Linked DNA regions of Homo sapiens: region 2 is linked to region 1. A link is an interaction called in ENCODE POLR2A ChIA-PET data of the cell type or tissue named here. Cell type or tissue: OCI-LY7. All regions are shown on one strand. Each heading gives the region's core, and the rest is flanking DNA. Links, peaks and the distances in the headings are about the cores only.

Region 1 (7,855 bases), core at 1,956-4,455:
TTCCTCTCGGCTCTATCCTTAATCTCAAAAGTCTGTGACTTTTACTAAAATAACATTCTCCTCGCCATAATGGCGTCTTTTGACCTTATTCCCCCAAACCAAAATTTTCTCCCTCCCTCCCTTCCTTCTTTCTCTTTCTCTCTTTCTCTCTTTCCTTCTTTCGAGACAGAGTCCCACTCTGTCACTCAGACTGGAGTGCAGTGGTGCAATCTTGGTTCACTGCAACCTTCGCCTCCTGGGTTCAAGCAATTCTCCTGCCTCAGCCTCCTGAGTAGCTGCGACTACAGGTGCCCGCCACCACACCTGGCTAATTTTTGTATTTTTGGTAGAGATGGGGTTTCACGATATTGACCAGGCTAGTCTCGAACTGCTGACCTCAAGTGATCCTTCTGCCTCAGTCTCCCAAAGTGCTGGGAATACAGGCTTGGGCCATGGCGCTCGGCCACAAAATGTCCTTTTGCTGCAGGGCACCTGCTGTAATGGCAGCTGGGGAGGCTGCATGATCAGTCTCACCTTGGTTTTTAAATGATCAGCTGGCCCTGAAAATAGTTTCCAAAACTCATTGAGCTATGAAATTTCTGTTAAACACAGCAACCAGGCATCACCAAGATTTATCAATAACACAGTGGCCCATCTAGTAATGCCCAGAGCAGGAACCTAAGAAAATATCAGCATATACTTACAGCCAATACACAGATCTGTCTCCCATGGATATAACTCAGAAATTACAAAAGGGAAATAGTAGACACTATAGTTTTTAAGCCTTTTAATTTTTTTTTTTTTTTTTTTTTTTGAGATGGCATCTTGCTCTGCTGTTGCCCAGGCTGGAATGCAGTGGCTTGATCATAGCTCACTGCATCCTTGAACTCCTGGGCTCAAGGGATCCCTCCGACCTCAGCTTCCTGAGTAGCTGGGACTACAGGTGTGGGCCACTATGCCTGGCTAATTTATTTTTTATTTTTGTAGTGACAGGGTCTCATTTTGCTGCCCAGGCTGGTCTCGAACTCCTGGCTTCAAACAACCTTCCTGCCTTGGCCTCCCAAAGTACTGAGATTATAGGTGTGTGCTACCACACCCAGTTCCTTTTTAATTTTTAAAAGATTTTAGATTTTTTTTTTTGAGGCAATCCTTTCACATTTCTCACAACTCATCGTGAGTTGTTTTAATGTAAAGTTATTTTCCAGCAGATTGAAACAGTGAAGACCTCTGTATTCCAGGAGGGCAAGTGTTCTGCCTCTTCAAGATAGCTGAAGGAAAGGAAACTGTATAGCTCCCTGCAGTTTAAAAGTTAGTTGCGCACTGATTGCTTCATGAATAAAGCTGGAAGATCTAAGTTTGGGAGTGAAGGAAAGAGGATCTGCGGCCGGGCGCGGTGGCTCACGCCTGTAATCCCAGCACTTTGGGAGGCCGAGGCGGGCGGATCACAAGGTCAGAAGATCGAGACCACAGTGAAACCTCGTCTCTACTAAAAATACAAAAAAAAAAAAAAAAAAAAAAAAATTAGCCGGGCGCGGTGGTGGGCGCCTGTAGTCCCAGCTACTCGAGAGGCTGAGGCAGGAGAACGGCGTGAATACGGGAGACGGAGCTTGCAGTGAGCCGAGATCGCGCCACTGCACTGCAGCCTGGGCGACAGAGCGAGACTCCGTCTCAAAAAAAAAAAAAAAAAAGAAGATCTGAAAGAGAAAAATTGGAGAATACAGTCCCAGAGATTCATATTTCTAGACTCAGATCTCATGGACATTTTTGCCTGATGTGAAAAAACATTGTCCTGGCCAGGTGCAGTGGCTCACGCCTGTAATCCCAGCACTTTGGGAAGCTGAGGCGGGCAGATCACCTGAGATCGGGAGTTGGAGACCAGCCTGACCAACACGGAGAAATCCCATCACTACCAAAAATACAAAATTAGCCAGGCATGGTGGCGCATGCTTGTAATCCCAGCTACTCAGGAGGCTGAGGCAGGAGAACTGCTTGAACCCAGGAGGCAGAGGTTGTGGTGAGCCAAGATCACACCACTGCACTCCAGCCTGGGCAACAAGAGCAAAACTCCATCTCAAAAAAAAATACACTGTCCTGCCCAACCACACTCGCTGGTTTACTGCTCCCAAACCTTGAATAAAATTCTACAAGAAGATGGTGTATTGATGATCCATTCTATGCCTATCATTCTGCATCTGACTTCAAGTCTGTTTTATGACAGTTTCCATGTCTCCTTTAAAGAGCCCTTTGCTTTTGCAGGAAAATGAAAGATATTACCAGTCTTACAAAAGCATGTGGCTTCATATATTTTGAGTGCTATGAAATATTAATTTTTCTAAAACTGACATTATTTAGCAATTGGAAATGTGTTAGCTCTAACTTTCTTTTATGGGTACTTTTCTGTGGTTATAATATACAAAATTAAATTTACCACTTTGATCATTTTTAGGTGTATAGCTGTGCGGCATTAAGTACATTTTAGGGGCATTTTAAAATCTCTTCCTACTCTCAGTGCAGAGGTTCCTTCCTGCTTTCTCTATAAGTCATATCCAGCAGATAGTATTTAGGAACCCTTCATTTCTCAACTTTGTTTTGACAAAATTAGGAGTAATTCTATTACCTCTTTTTAAAAATCGGGATTCTAGGCCGGGAACAGTGGTGCACGCCTGTAATCCCAGCAATTTGGGAGGCCAAGGCAGTCAGATCCCTTGAGGCCAGGAATTCCAGATCAGCTTGGGCAACATGGTGAAACTCCACCTTTATTTTTTCAAAAAAGCGATTCTAAAGTGGAGTGGATGAAGGACTATGTCTTTCTTACTGGTTTATTGCTCGTCTGTGACTTTTTATTCACTAAAGATCCCTCTTAGGTAGATCTTAAACTTTCTCTCGCTCAGACTAAGTGATTTCAGTTTCATTATCTATTAATAGATACCTTTGCCCACACTTTAGTCGTGGAGTTCTCACAGTGGTTCTTCTCTGATACCTTGCCCAAGGTTATTTATATCCTGTTAATTTAAAAGTCTAGTAGTAGTGTCTGTAAACGCCGCTTAAAATAAAACTCACCAAGGGTTTGCCAGAATAGGTTTCTGGAGAAGAATCGCTGGTGTGAGCAGGAGCTCTGTCCCAGTGGGGCTGCTGAGTGTCACCCACTCCCCCACTGCGATTTTCTCACTGTCAGTCCCACCGCTTCCTGCCACTTGGTCTGGCTGGTCTTTTTTTTTTTTTTTTTTTTTGAGACAGGGTCTTGCTCTGCCACCCAGTGCCCAGGCTGCAGTACAGTGGCATGATCTCGGCTCACTACCTGGCTCAAGAAATCCTCCCACCTCAACCTCCTGAGCAGTTAAGACTACAGGCACATGCCACCATGCCTGGCTAATTTTTTTTTTTTTTTTTTTTTTTTTGTAGAGATGAGGTCTCACTATATTGCCCAGGCTAATCTAGAACTCTTGGGCTCAAGAAATCCTCCCGCCTCGGCCTCCCAAAGTGCTGGGATTCCAGGCATTAGCCACCGTGCCCAGGCTGGTCTCACCTTAAAAGCAACCGCCCAGATGAAGAAAAGCATTGCTTTCTTCAGTTCCTTATAGTTGAAACAGTATGACAGTAGGATAAACAATGGAGATGTTAAACTACGTTTTCCAGAGCAGACCTGATTTCAAATACCCTGAGCCATTGTCATACCTCATGTCAGGCAGTTGATTTGCTTATTCAGAAAACGTCCAAACTATCAATGGAGACTAAATGGAGGAGAAGTTACCCAAGCACCCCAAGAATAAGATGCGCCTCGAGACCATCTTAGTGCTCACTCGTGCCCCTCCCAACACGGTTCCTTTAACGTTGGTCCTTGATGAATATTTGTTGACTGAATAAATGAGTGGGGGATGGCCAGGTGCGGTGGCTCACGCCTGTAATTCCAGCACTTTGGGAGGCCGAGGCGGGTGGATCACCTGAGGTCAGAAGTTCAAGACCAGCCTGGCCAACATGATGAAACCCCATCTCTACTAAAAATACAAAAAATTAACTGGGTGCGGTGGTGGGCTCCTGTAGTCCCAGCTACTCAGGAGGCTGAGGCAGGAGAATCGCTTGAACCCAGGAGGTGGAGGTTGCAGTGAGCTGAGATCGTGCCACTGCACTCCAGTTTGGGCAACAAAAGTGAAACTCCATCTCAAAAAAAAAAAAGAGTGGGGGATGGACAGGTTTTAGAGACATAACAGCCCCTGGTAAGCAGAGTGACCCAAAAGGGGAAGCAGGGGCAAGTTCGGCAAGTTAGAGTGAGAGTAATTTTTGACCTAACGCAGGTGGGGAAGAAAATGAAAACCTGAATAGGTTTGAATTTGATCATATCGTGCTGGCTGTGACAACCCTAAATGATTTACAAATGGCTCATTAAAAAAAAAAAAAAAAAAAAAAAGTGTATCATCCGAATCCTCAACAAGAAAAAAAAGGAGCAAGAAAAAAGAATTCTCTTTTGTCCCTCCTACCCACATCTTTGCATGCCTGTCACCCCTCATGGATGCCATCCTCACTGTTCAGCGTCCTGTCCCCCTGATGCCCCATGGCTCTCACTTTACACTGATACAGCCAAACGTATCAGGAAGAACCAAATGTCTTCCTCCAAACTACACTTTGTCCTAAAACTATTCCTTTTAAAAACACACTTCAAATAAAGTTTTCAGTTCCTCAGAGTTGGGAAACTGTTCGATTGCCTTGTTATATGCATACTTAAGCCATACTCATCAGGTACTTAGTGATCAATACGTGTCTCCAATTACTTGATTAAAATACTGTAAGTCTGAATGACTGATAGGCTTCATTCTCCCAGGGAACATCTATGTTTTCTAAATTTCATTAGCCTAAATGAATCTAATTGATAAAATATATTAGGACCCTTCTGTGACAATTGTGGGCAATGTTCTCTGTCTACTGTCAGGCTGGAAATAGAGCTGTCAGTGACTTGGTATCCCAGTTTTATCCTGTTATAGTCTGTGGGAAGCCATTGTACATCAGTAGGGGAAAAGGCATAATACAAACATTTTAGAAAGTTTACTAGAGCAGGCCGGGTGCGGTGGCTCACTCCCATAATCCCAGCACTTTGGGAGGCCAAAGTGGGTGAATCACCTGAGGTCAGGAGTTCGAGACCAGCCTGGCCAACATGGTGAAACCCTGTCTCTACTAAAAATACAAAAAAAAGAAAAAATTAGCCTGGTGTGGTGGCACGCGCCTGTTAATTCCAGCTACTTGGCTCAGGAGGCTGAGGCAGGAGAATTGCTTGAACCTGGGAGGTGGAGGTTGCAATGAGCCGAGATTGTGCCACTGCACTCCAGAGTGGGAGACAGTGCAAGACTCTGTCTCAAAAAAAAAAAAAAAAAAAAAGAAAGAAAGAAAAAACAAAGTTTACTAGAGCAGTAAAGTTTAGTCTAGAGTTCCAGGAGGACTCTACCAGGTGATTTCTACTGCTGCTGGTCCTGGTGCTCATTGCCATTTAGGCTGAGTCCAGTGGAGGAAAGTAGGTAGATTCTGAGCTTAGTGATCCTGAGGAGTGCTACCTGGTTCTGAAACATGCACCAAACACTTAGGATGTACTAGGGGTTGGGGATACAAAGTAAGTGAGATAGAAAAAGGGTGATCAAGTCTACCTGAGGGGAGCACAGAAGAGAGGGTGACCAACTCTGCCTGAGGGAATAGAGGCGACAAGTAACCAAGTCTACTTTGAGAAAATGTAGACAAGAAGGTCATCCACTCCACTTGAGAAAGCTGCAGAAGGCTTCACCAAATAGAAAGGACTGAGCCTCACAGCACTTGCCATCTTGTTCTCATGTAGTTATAAAATCTTTTTGCCGGGCGCAGTGGCTCACGCCTGTAATCCCAACACTTTGGGAGGCCAAGGTGGGTGGGTCACCTGAGGTCAGGAGTTCAAGACCAGCCTGGCCATACAAAAATTAGCTGGGTGTGGTAGTACATGCCTGTAATCCCAGCTACTAGAGAGGCTGAGGCAGGAGTATTGCTTGAACCCAGGGGGCGGATGTTGCAGTGAGCTGAGATCACGCCACTGCCGTCCAGCCTGGGTGACAGAATGAGACTCTGTCTCAAAAAAAAAATAAATAAAATAAAATAAAATCTTTTTATAAATCTGGCTTTACTACTCTGCTGCTCCTTGAGGGCAGAGATTGCTTGTTCCAAGGTTTAGGGTAGATTAATGTACTACTTGGTATAGCATAATCATTGCTATAATTACTATTTTTAAATTTATTATTTACGTATTTATTTTTAGAGACATGGTTTCCCTATGTTGCCCAGGCTGGCCTTGAACTCTTGGGGGCTCAAGTGATCCTCCCACCTTAGCCTTCCAAGTATCTGGGACTATAGGAGTGAGCCACTGTGCCCAGCTGTAATTATTTTTGAAAGAGTTGACATCTTTTGTCTTGAAAGATGAGTAGAAATGCATAGGAAAGAAAGGATAAGGTAGCACATGTGGAGAGAGAACACCATAGCAAAATCACGGAGTTGGGAAATCCAGTGTGGTTGTTAGGAACACAATTAATTCATTTCTGGGGTTTGGAGTGACTGGGGGATAGGGATTGGAATAGAGGAATGCTAGAAGTGTGGCCAAGGATCAGTGTGAAGGGCCTTATAGGCTCTGCTAAGAATTTGGACTTCATTCTGCAACAGGAACCCATTCACAGTTTTAAAGCAGAGAATTAATTAGGTCAAATCTGTTTTAGAGGGATTACTGGCAGCAACATTGAGAGAGATAGGAGTGAAGGGAGGTTAGAGGCAACAGTCGGCAGTCCTTTTGTGAGTGGGGAGTGGAGGGACAGACATTTGAGAGAAAATTCAGAGTAGCACTCTTAGGATTAAGAGAATAGAAGGAGTTGAAGATTACATCAAGTTTTTAGTTTGAATTTGAACATTTGAGCATATAAGAAGAGAAGCAAGAAGGGGGAAGGAAGGAGAGATGATTAATTCAATTTTGAATACTTTGAGTTTGAGGAGCCTGCACATTCCAGGGAGAGCCATTGTATATGCAGCTGGTAGCCTGGAGGACAGGTTGGGGCCAGAGATACAGTTTGGGCTGCCGTAGTTGGAACCATTTGATTGGGTGAGGAACCCAGAGAGATCACATGGAGAGAGAAGAGAAACAGTCAAGCCCAGGGGAAACTGAGATTCCCTCCGTTCTTTTTGAAAGTTCAATGTCTTTCTCCCTTTTATAGAAATTATCTAAAAACCAACAACAGATCACAGTAAGTAGAAATGCCAATTTTTACCCCCAGAAATTCTTTAACTTCTGGCACTCTAAGAGGTGAGCTGGCACTTTCAGATTCAGGAGTGCTTGTCTGGGAGTTGACAGCTGTGTAACTTTAGGTAATGCAAGGCCTTTGGTGGAGTCAGCTCATTCAGGAGTCTACCAACAGCTCTTGAAATGTCTGCACATGAATCCCCAGGTGCAGGAGCCAGCCCAGCGCAGAGGGAGAAGCTTGAGTCAGAGCATCAACACAATGGAACTTTCAACATCCCTGTTCTTTTTTTCTTTTCCGTTGAAGTGGAGTTTTGCTCTGTTGCCCAGGCTGGAGTGCAGTGGCACGATCTCCGCTCACCACAACCTCCACTTCCCGGGTTCAAGTGATTCTCCTGCCTCAGCCTCCTGAGTAGCTGGGACTGCAGGCGCCTGCCACCATGCCCAGCTAATTTTTGTATTTTTAGTAGAGACGGGATTTCACTATGTTCAAGGCCAGGCTGGTCTTGAACTCCTGACCACGTGATCTGCCTGCCTCAGCCTCCCAAAGTGCTGGGATTACAGACGTGAGCCACCTTGCCCAGCCTCAACATCCCTTTTCTTATTCGCTATCTTGAAATATCTGAAGACTTTGTGATGGCAAGTGGT
Region 2 (7,855 bases), core at 1,772-4,271, 160 kb before region 1:
ATCTGTCATCCAGGCTGGAGTGCAGTGGCACGATCATGGCTCACTGAAGCCTCGACCTCCTGGCTTAAGCGATCTTTCCACCTCAGTCCTGTCCTCTGCCCCAGTATCTGGGACTACAGGTGCATGCCACCACGCCCAGCTAATTTTTGTATTTTCTGTAGAGACAGGGTCTCACTATGTTGCCAAGACTGGTCTCAAACTCCTGGTCCCAAGTGATTCACCTGCCTTGGCCTCCCAAAGTGCTGAAATTACAGGTATGCGCCACTGTGCCCAGCCAAGCTAATATTTCTAACTGTCATTATTTCTCATTCTACATGACAGCCCCTTCATATCCCAAATTTACACCAGTGTCTATAGTAGGTCTCCTAATGTTTCTAAGGGCCAGACATGGTGGCTCATGCCTGTAATCCCAGCACTTTGGGAGGCTGAGGCAAGCCAATCGCTTGAGCCCAGGAGTTTGAGACCTGACTGGGCAACATGGCGAAATCCCACCTCTACCAAAAATACAAAAATCAGCTGGGCATGATGGGGCTGCACCTGTAGTCCCAGCTGTTCAGAGGCTGAGGTAGGAGGATCCTGTGGGTCCAGACATTGAGGCTTCAGTGAGCCATGATTGCGCCTCTGCGCTCCAACCCAGGTGACAGAGCAAGACTCTATCTCAAAAAAAAAAAAAAAAATTAAGAAAAAAAAAATAAATGTTACCTCCATAAGTAAAGTGAGAATGTCATGAAATTCAGGCAACAGCTTATAGCTCAAGGAAGCGGCTAGAACATGGAGACAGCGGAGTTGAGGGTGGGACACAGGTGGGCCTGAAAAGATAGATGTGGAGAGATTGGGATGAGCTGTGAATATCATTAAGAACATGTTTGACGTCAATTTCTTAAATTGCAAAAGCATCAAAGCCTTCTGAACAGGAGATAGGTATTTTATTGACATTTTGGAGGAATGGGGTGGCAGACACTAAAGGCTGGGAAACCAATTATGAGTTTACTGAATTGTCCAAATGAGAGATAAGAGATGGAACTAGAATGGCATCAATGGGCCTGGGGAAGACAGCGTGAATTTCAGAGAAAAGAGTACTCTTTGACTCAACAATCTGCCTCCCACAAATAAAAAGGCCTGTGCTAAAGTCTGTTAAGCTAAGCTATTAGATCGTGAGAACTTCAGCAACTAAAATTAATCTTATACTAGGTCACAAAGAAAATACCACTATATTTTCCCATTGTGTAAAGCAAGTTCCTGCCCTACAATGCACTAAAATTACATTAGTAACACATGTTTATGGGGAAAAAACAAATCTCCTTTAAAAGTTAATAATTATTTAATCAATAGAAAATAATAGAAATAATAGAAAATTGGACTATTTACAAAGTATTGGAAGTGGAAACTTTTTATATCCAATGTGTAGGGTCAAATCTCTACCCAGGAAATTTTATAGGTTTAAGTATTTTCCTTTATTTAAAAAGAATTCCAGCCTGGGCAACATAGTGAGTCCTCATCTCTACAAAAAAATCAAAACATGAGGCCGAGCACAGTGGCTCATACCTATAATCTCAGCACTTTGGGAGGCCGAGACAGGTGGATCACCTGAGGTCAGGAGTTCGAGACCAGCCTGGCCAACATGGTAAAACTCTGTCTCTATTAAAAATACAAAAATTAGCTGGGCATGGTGGCACATGACTGTAGTCGCAGCTACTCAGGAGGCTGAGGCAGGAGAATTATTTGAACCTGGGAAGCAGAGATTGCAATGAGCCAAGATTGTGCCACTGCACTCCAGCTTGGGCAACAGAGTGAGACTCTGTCTCAAAAAAAAAAAAAAAAAGCAGGGGGGGATAGTGGAGCAAGAGGATTGCTTGAGCCCAGAAGGTTGAGGCAGCAATGAGCTGTGATCGTGCCAAAGTACTCCTGCTTGGGTGATAAAGCGAGACCCTGCCCCTACCCCCACCCACCCCCCAAAAAAAGAATTCAACTCAAGTTAGAAAAAGAGTAATAAAATAAACATATGGAACATACACAAAGAAAGAAAAGAACAGAAATATCTACACATAGTATAGTAAGTTTATTAAATACATAGTATATATATTTCTGCATTGTAGGAAAAGCTAGAAAGGTCTCCCATTTCATTTGTGATACGCTTATAACCCTGATACCAAAACCTAATGAAGATAGAACAAAAAGAAAATCATTAGTAGCTTAATTAATGACATTGGCTGTAAAATTATTAATTAAAATACCCCAGCAAATTCCTTTTTTTTTTTTTTTTGCTGGGTCTCACTCTGTCACCAAGGCTAGAGTGCAAGTGGCACTATCTATCATGGTTCACTGTAACCTCCAACTCCAGGGCTCAAGTGATACCCCTGTCTCAGCCTCCAGAGTAGCTGGGACTACAGGAACATGCTACCATGCCTGGCTAATTCTTTAAGTTTTTGTTGAGAAAAGGTCTTATGTTGCCCAGGCTGGTTGCAAACTGGCCTCAAGGGATCCTCCCATCTGGACCTCCCAAAGTGCTAGGATTACAGGCATGAGCCACTATGTCCAGCCCACCAGCAAATTCTTTTTTTTTTTGAGACGGAGTCTCGCTCTGTTGCCCAGGCTGGAGTGCAGCGGCACGATCTTGGCTGACTACAAGCTCTGCCTCCCGGGTTCACACCATTCTCCTGCCTCAGCCGCCCGAGTAGCTGGGACTACAGATGCCCGCCACCAAACTTGGCTAATTTTTTGTGTTTTTAGTAGAGATGGGGTTTCACCATGTTAGCCAGGATGGTCTCGATCTCCTGACCTCGTGATCTGCCCGCCTCGGCCTCCCAAAGTGCTGGGATTACAGGTGTGAGCCACCGCGCCCAGCCTGCAAATTCTTAATATGTAAAAGCACTTACAAATTAAGAAAAATATGAGCATCATAAAAGAAAATGAGCAAATAACTCAGAAAATCCACAGAGGATATATAAATGCCTAAAAATCATTTATGGAAAAATGTCAAGCTTCACAGATAATCAGTTCTTTTCAAATTAACTACAAATTTTTTAAAAGGTAGTAACCAGCGCTCTTGAGAGTATGTATGGTGAGACATTTTCATATGCTGTGGGTGGAAGGGTAAATTGCTCTTCAGAAAGTTTACGTCAATTTGACAAAATATAATGAGTGTTTTATACAGCCTCTCATCTTTTAATCCAGTAATTCCACCAGTGGAAATATTTCTAAGGAAATAGCTAGAGCGGAAGATAAAGCTCAAAAATTGGAAATAATCTAAATGTGCAACATTAGGGGGCAAGAATGCTTGGCAAATTAGCAGCATGTGCCTTAAATCATTCTATTGTTTGATTATAGATTGTAGAAGTTCACTGCTGCTGTTTTGAAACAGAAGTCTTCATTGCATATTCAAGCCAAATTCATGCAATGTTCCAGATAAATTGCTGCAGTTAGTTGCTGTGAGTAGATCTTTAAAAACAATCCAAGCATCTGAAGGTTAATAAAATCAATTCATTAACAATAAAGCAGGGTGCTGCCATCCCCACTGTCTGATGCTGATTGGCACGTGTGGATGAAAGCCTGTCATCAACTTTAAGTGCTGTGACACTATCTGTCTTCTAATTAAACTGCCATGGTGGCATTGTTCAAATACAAAAGAAAAAGAAAAATAATGGTCAGTGATCTAACAGGTTCTTTGCACTTAAAGCAGACACTTGAGCTCATGCCTCATGGTCCCTGGAACACAAATGATCATTAAACCCTGTTATTGGTTGCTTAGGCACCTGACTATCAAGGGTGTCAAAGGTGCAAAGGAGAGGTCCTCATTAAGACTGCCCTGCCACTAACAAGTTTCCACTTCCATATCAGGATCAACTGTCAGTGCCCTTAAGAAGCCAAGCCTCAGGGTTGGCTGCAAGACCTTGACCATCTTTTTTGCATGTTAGGAATGCATAGGATCCTGCCAGTCTCTTCTGGTGAACATAAATGGTGACTATCCATCAACAACAAGCTCATCCTAGCTTTTGGCCTGCCCACCCACCCCAGGCCGCACCAGCATCATCTCACTGGAGATGGATGAAATGGATGAGCTCAGCAGAATTACACGCCCCACACAATTAGCTCTCAGCTTAAACCAAAGCTGTCAGAACCGAAGCACGAGCCTTTGAAAATGACTAGCTATTGATAATTCAAAATCATTTCAGGGCCTTGGCTTCCCAAGACACACTTAAGATATTGAACTAGGAATAATAAGCCAGGTCTGCTGCTGTCTCTTCAAAGCTGAGATCAATTTTTGTTTGTTTGTTTCTGAAGTAAAATTCAGGCTGGGCTTGGTGGCTCACTTTGGGAGGCCAAGGCAGGAGGATCACTTGAGGCCAGGAGTTTGAGACATGCCTGAGCAACAAAGTGAGACCCTTTCTCTACAAAAGTAAATAAATACATAAATACAAGATAAAAAATAAAATTCACATCACATAAAATTTAATATTTCAACAATTTTATTTGTTTGTTTGTTTTTTTGTTTTGAGACAGGATCTCACTCTGTCACCCAGGCTAGTCTCAAATTCCTGGGCTTAAGCAATCTGCCTGCCTCAACTTCCCAGAGTGCTGGGATTACAGGTGTTAAGGCACCGAGCCTGGCCTGTTTTTTTTGTTTTTCTTTTTATAATGATGTTTTTTATTTTTAATTTTTTTTTTGGAGACAAAAAAGTCTCACTCTGTCACCCAGGCTGGAGTGCAGTGGCATGATCATGGCTCATGGCAGCCTCAATCTCCTAGGCTCAAGTGATCCTCCCACTTCAGCCTCCCGAGTAACTGGGACTATAGGCGCATGCCACCAACCTAGCTAATTTTTTTTTTAAGAGATAGGTTTTGCTATGTTGCCCAGGCTGGTCTCCAACTCCTAGGCTCAAAGGATCCTCCTGCCTGGACCTCCCAAAGTGCTGGGATTACAGGAGTGAGCCACTGCACCAGGTCTCAACCATTTGGAAAAGCACAACTAATGTGGTTTTTAGTATAGTCACAAAGTTGAGCAAACATCACCACTGTCTAAATTTCAGAACGTATTCATCACCCCAAAAAGAAACTCCATGCCCTTTAAGCAGTCACCTCCTACTCCCTCCTCCCACTAATCCCTGGCAACCATCAGCCTGCATTCTGTCTCTGGATTTGCCACTTACGGACATTTGATATAAATGGAATCATACAATATGTGAGTTTTAGAGTCTGGCTTCCATCAATTAGCATGTTTTCAAGGTTCATCCATGTTATGGTATATTAGTACTCTTTTTAATGGCTAAATAATATTCCATTATATAGATATACCACAATTTATCGATTCATTCATCAGTTGATGGACATTTGAGTTGTTTCCACTTTTTGGCTGTTATGAATAATGCTGCTGTGAACATTCATGTACATGTTTTTGTGTAGACATATGCTTTCAGTTGTCCTGGGTATGTACCTAAAAGTGGAATTGCTAGACCATATGATAATTCCATGTTTAACTTTTTAAGGAACCGTCAACTGTTTTTTTTCTTTTTTTTTTTTTTTGAGACAGAGTTGCTCTTTTGCCAGGCTGGAGTGCAGTGGCGGAAACTTGGCTCACTGCAACTTCTGCCTCCCAGGTTCAAGCAATTCCCTTGCCTCAGCCTCCCAAGTAGCTGGGACTACAGGTGCATGCCACCACGCCCCGTGAATTTTTTGTATTTTTAGTAGAGACGGGGTTTCATCATCTTGGCCAGGATGGCCTTGATCTTTTTTTTTTTTTTTTTTTTTTTTTTTGAGACAGAGACTTGCTCTGCTGCCCAGGCTGGAATGCAGTGGTGCAATCTCAGCTCACTGCAGCCTCTCCTCCTGGGTTCAAGCAATTCTCCTGCCTCAGCCTCCTGAGTAGCTGGGATTACAGGTGCATGTCACCATGCCCAGCTAATTTTTGTATTTTTTTTTTTTTAAGTAGAGATGGGGTTTCACCATGTTGGCCAGGCAGGTCTCAAACTCCTGACCTCAGGTGATCCGCCCACTTCGGCCTCCCAAAGTGCTGGGATTACAGGCATAAGCCATTGCGCCTGGCCTGGTTTTTTTTGTTTTGTTTTTTGTTTTTTGGTTTTTTTTTAGACAGAGTCTCACTCTGTTGCCCAGGCTGGAGTGCAGTGACGTGATCTTGGTTTACTCCAACCTCTGCCTCCTGGGTTCGAGTGATTCTCCTGCCTCAGCCTCCTGAGTAGCTGGCATTACAGGCGCCCACCACCATGCCTGGCTAATTTTTTTGTATTTTTAGTAGAGATGGGGTTTCCGCTGTGTTGGCCAGGCTGGTCTTGAATTCCTGGCCTCAAGTGATCTGCCAGCCTTGGCCTCCCAAAGTGCTGGGATTACAGGCATGAGCCACCATGCCTGGCCTGGAACCACCAACTGTTTTCACAGTGGCTGCACCAGTTTACATTTCCACTAGCAAAGCATAAGGGTTCTAATTTCTCAGCATCTTTACCAACCCTTATTATTATTTGACTTTTTCATCCTGACTTTTGATTCTAGTGAGTATGCAGTGATATCTTGTTGCGGTTTTGATTTGCATTTGCCAAATGATTAACAATGTGGATCATATTTTCATGTGCTAATTGACCATTTGTATATCTTCTTTGGAGAAAGTCTATTCAAGTTCTTTGCCCGTTTTTGAATTGCGTTGTTTATCTTTTTGTTGTTGAGTTGTAGAATTTTTAATATGTTCTGGATTATTATACCCTTATCAGATATATGACTAGCCATATTTTCTCCCATTTTGTGGGGTTTCTTTTCACTTTCTTATTAGTGTCCTTTGATTCAAAAATACTTTTAATTTAATGAAGCCTAATTTCTCTATTTTTTTCTTTTGTTGCTTGTGCTTTTGGTGTCATAGCTTAGAATCCATTGCTGATTCAAGGTCATGAAAATTCACCCCTGTTTCCTTCTAAGATTTTTATAGTTTTAGCTTACATTTAGGTCTTTTATGTATCTTGAGTTAATTTTTGTATGTGGTTTGAAGGAAGGGTTAAATTTCATTCTTGTACATGTGAATTTCTAGTTACCTCAGCATAATATGTTGAAAAGGCAATTTTTCCCATTGAGCTGTGTTGACACCCTTGTCAAGAATCAATTGACCATGGATGTATGGGCTTCTTTCTGTACTTTCCATCTTATTCCATTGATCTATATGCCTATTCTCATGCCAGTACTACATTGTTTTGATTACTGTAGCATTATAGTCAGTTTTGAAATTGGTAACTATGAGTCCTCCAATTTTGTTCTTTTTCAAGATTGTTTTGGCTATTTAGTAGTTTTCAGTATTCAAGTCTTGCACTTCCTTGGTTCAATTTATTCCCAACTATGTTATATTCTTTTTGATAATATTGTAAATGGATTTTTTTAAAAAAATAGAGATAGGTCTCACTATTTTGGCCAGCCTGGTCTTGGGGCAAGCAATCCTCCTGCCTCAGCCTCCCAAAGTCCTGGGATTACAGGCATGAGCCACCATGCCTAGCTGGGAATTGTTTTCTTAATTTCACTTTTGGATTATTCATTGTTAGTGTTTAGAGATACAACTGATTTTTGTTTGTTAATCTTGTATCCTGCAACTTTGCTGAATTCATTTATTAGCTCTAATTGTGTGAATGTGTGTGCGTGTGTGTGTGTGTGTGTGTATTCTTTAGGATTTTCTGTATATAAGATCATGTCATCTCTGTATAGAGAAATTCTTAATTCTTCCTTTCCAATTTGGATGCATTTTATTTCTTTTTCTTGCCTAAATGCCCTGGTCAGCACCTTCAGTACACCGTTGACTAGAAGTGATAAGAGTGAATATCCTCTTGTTCTTGATTAAGTATGATGTTAGCTGTGGGTTTTTTGTAGATGC

What was found. ChIA-PET counts read pairs that join two places held together with the same protein. Peaks named below come from ENCODE experiments on the same cell type or tissue, not always from the same donor. Only the 100,000 strongest peaks of a DNase experiment are listed, where the experiment ranks them.
Region 2: POLR2A ChIA-PET joins it to region 1 with 17 read pairs; 2 of 35 experiments call an interaction of 5 or more read pairs at or near these places.

What each region holds. Positions count from the first base shown.
Region 1 is chr4:153,436,447-153,444,301 of GRCh38, forward strand. No RefSeq gene overlaps it. Among named protein-coding and RNA genes, the nearest start is that of TMEM131L, 26 kb to the right of the region's middle. In OCI-LY7, for the core only: CTCF peaks have their summits at 3,268 (motif pointing left) and 3,469; DNase peaks (open chromatin) are centred at 2,506, 3,175, 3,696 and 4,215; H3K4me3 peaks cover 2,500 bases; H3K27ac peaks cover 2,500 bases.
Region 2 is chr4:153,278,138-153,285,992 of GRCh38, forward strand. All of the region lies in intron 3 of TRIM2 (tripartite motif containing 2), which reads left to right. Among named protein-coding and RNA genes, the nearest start is that of MND1, 63 kb to the right of the region's middle. In OCI-LY7, for the core only: no CTCF peak of the experiment used is centred there; no DNase peak of the experiment used is centred there.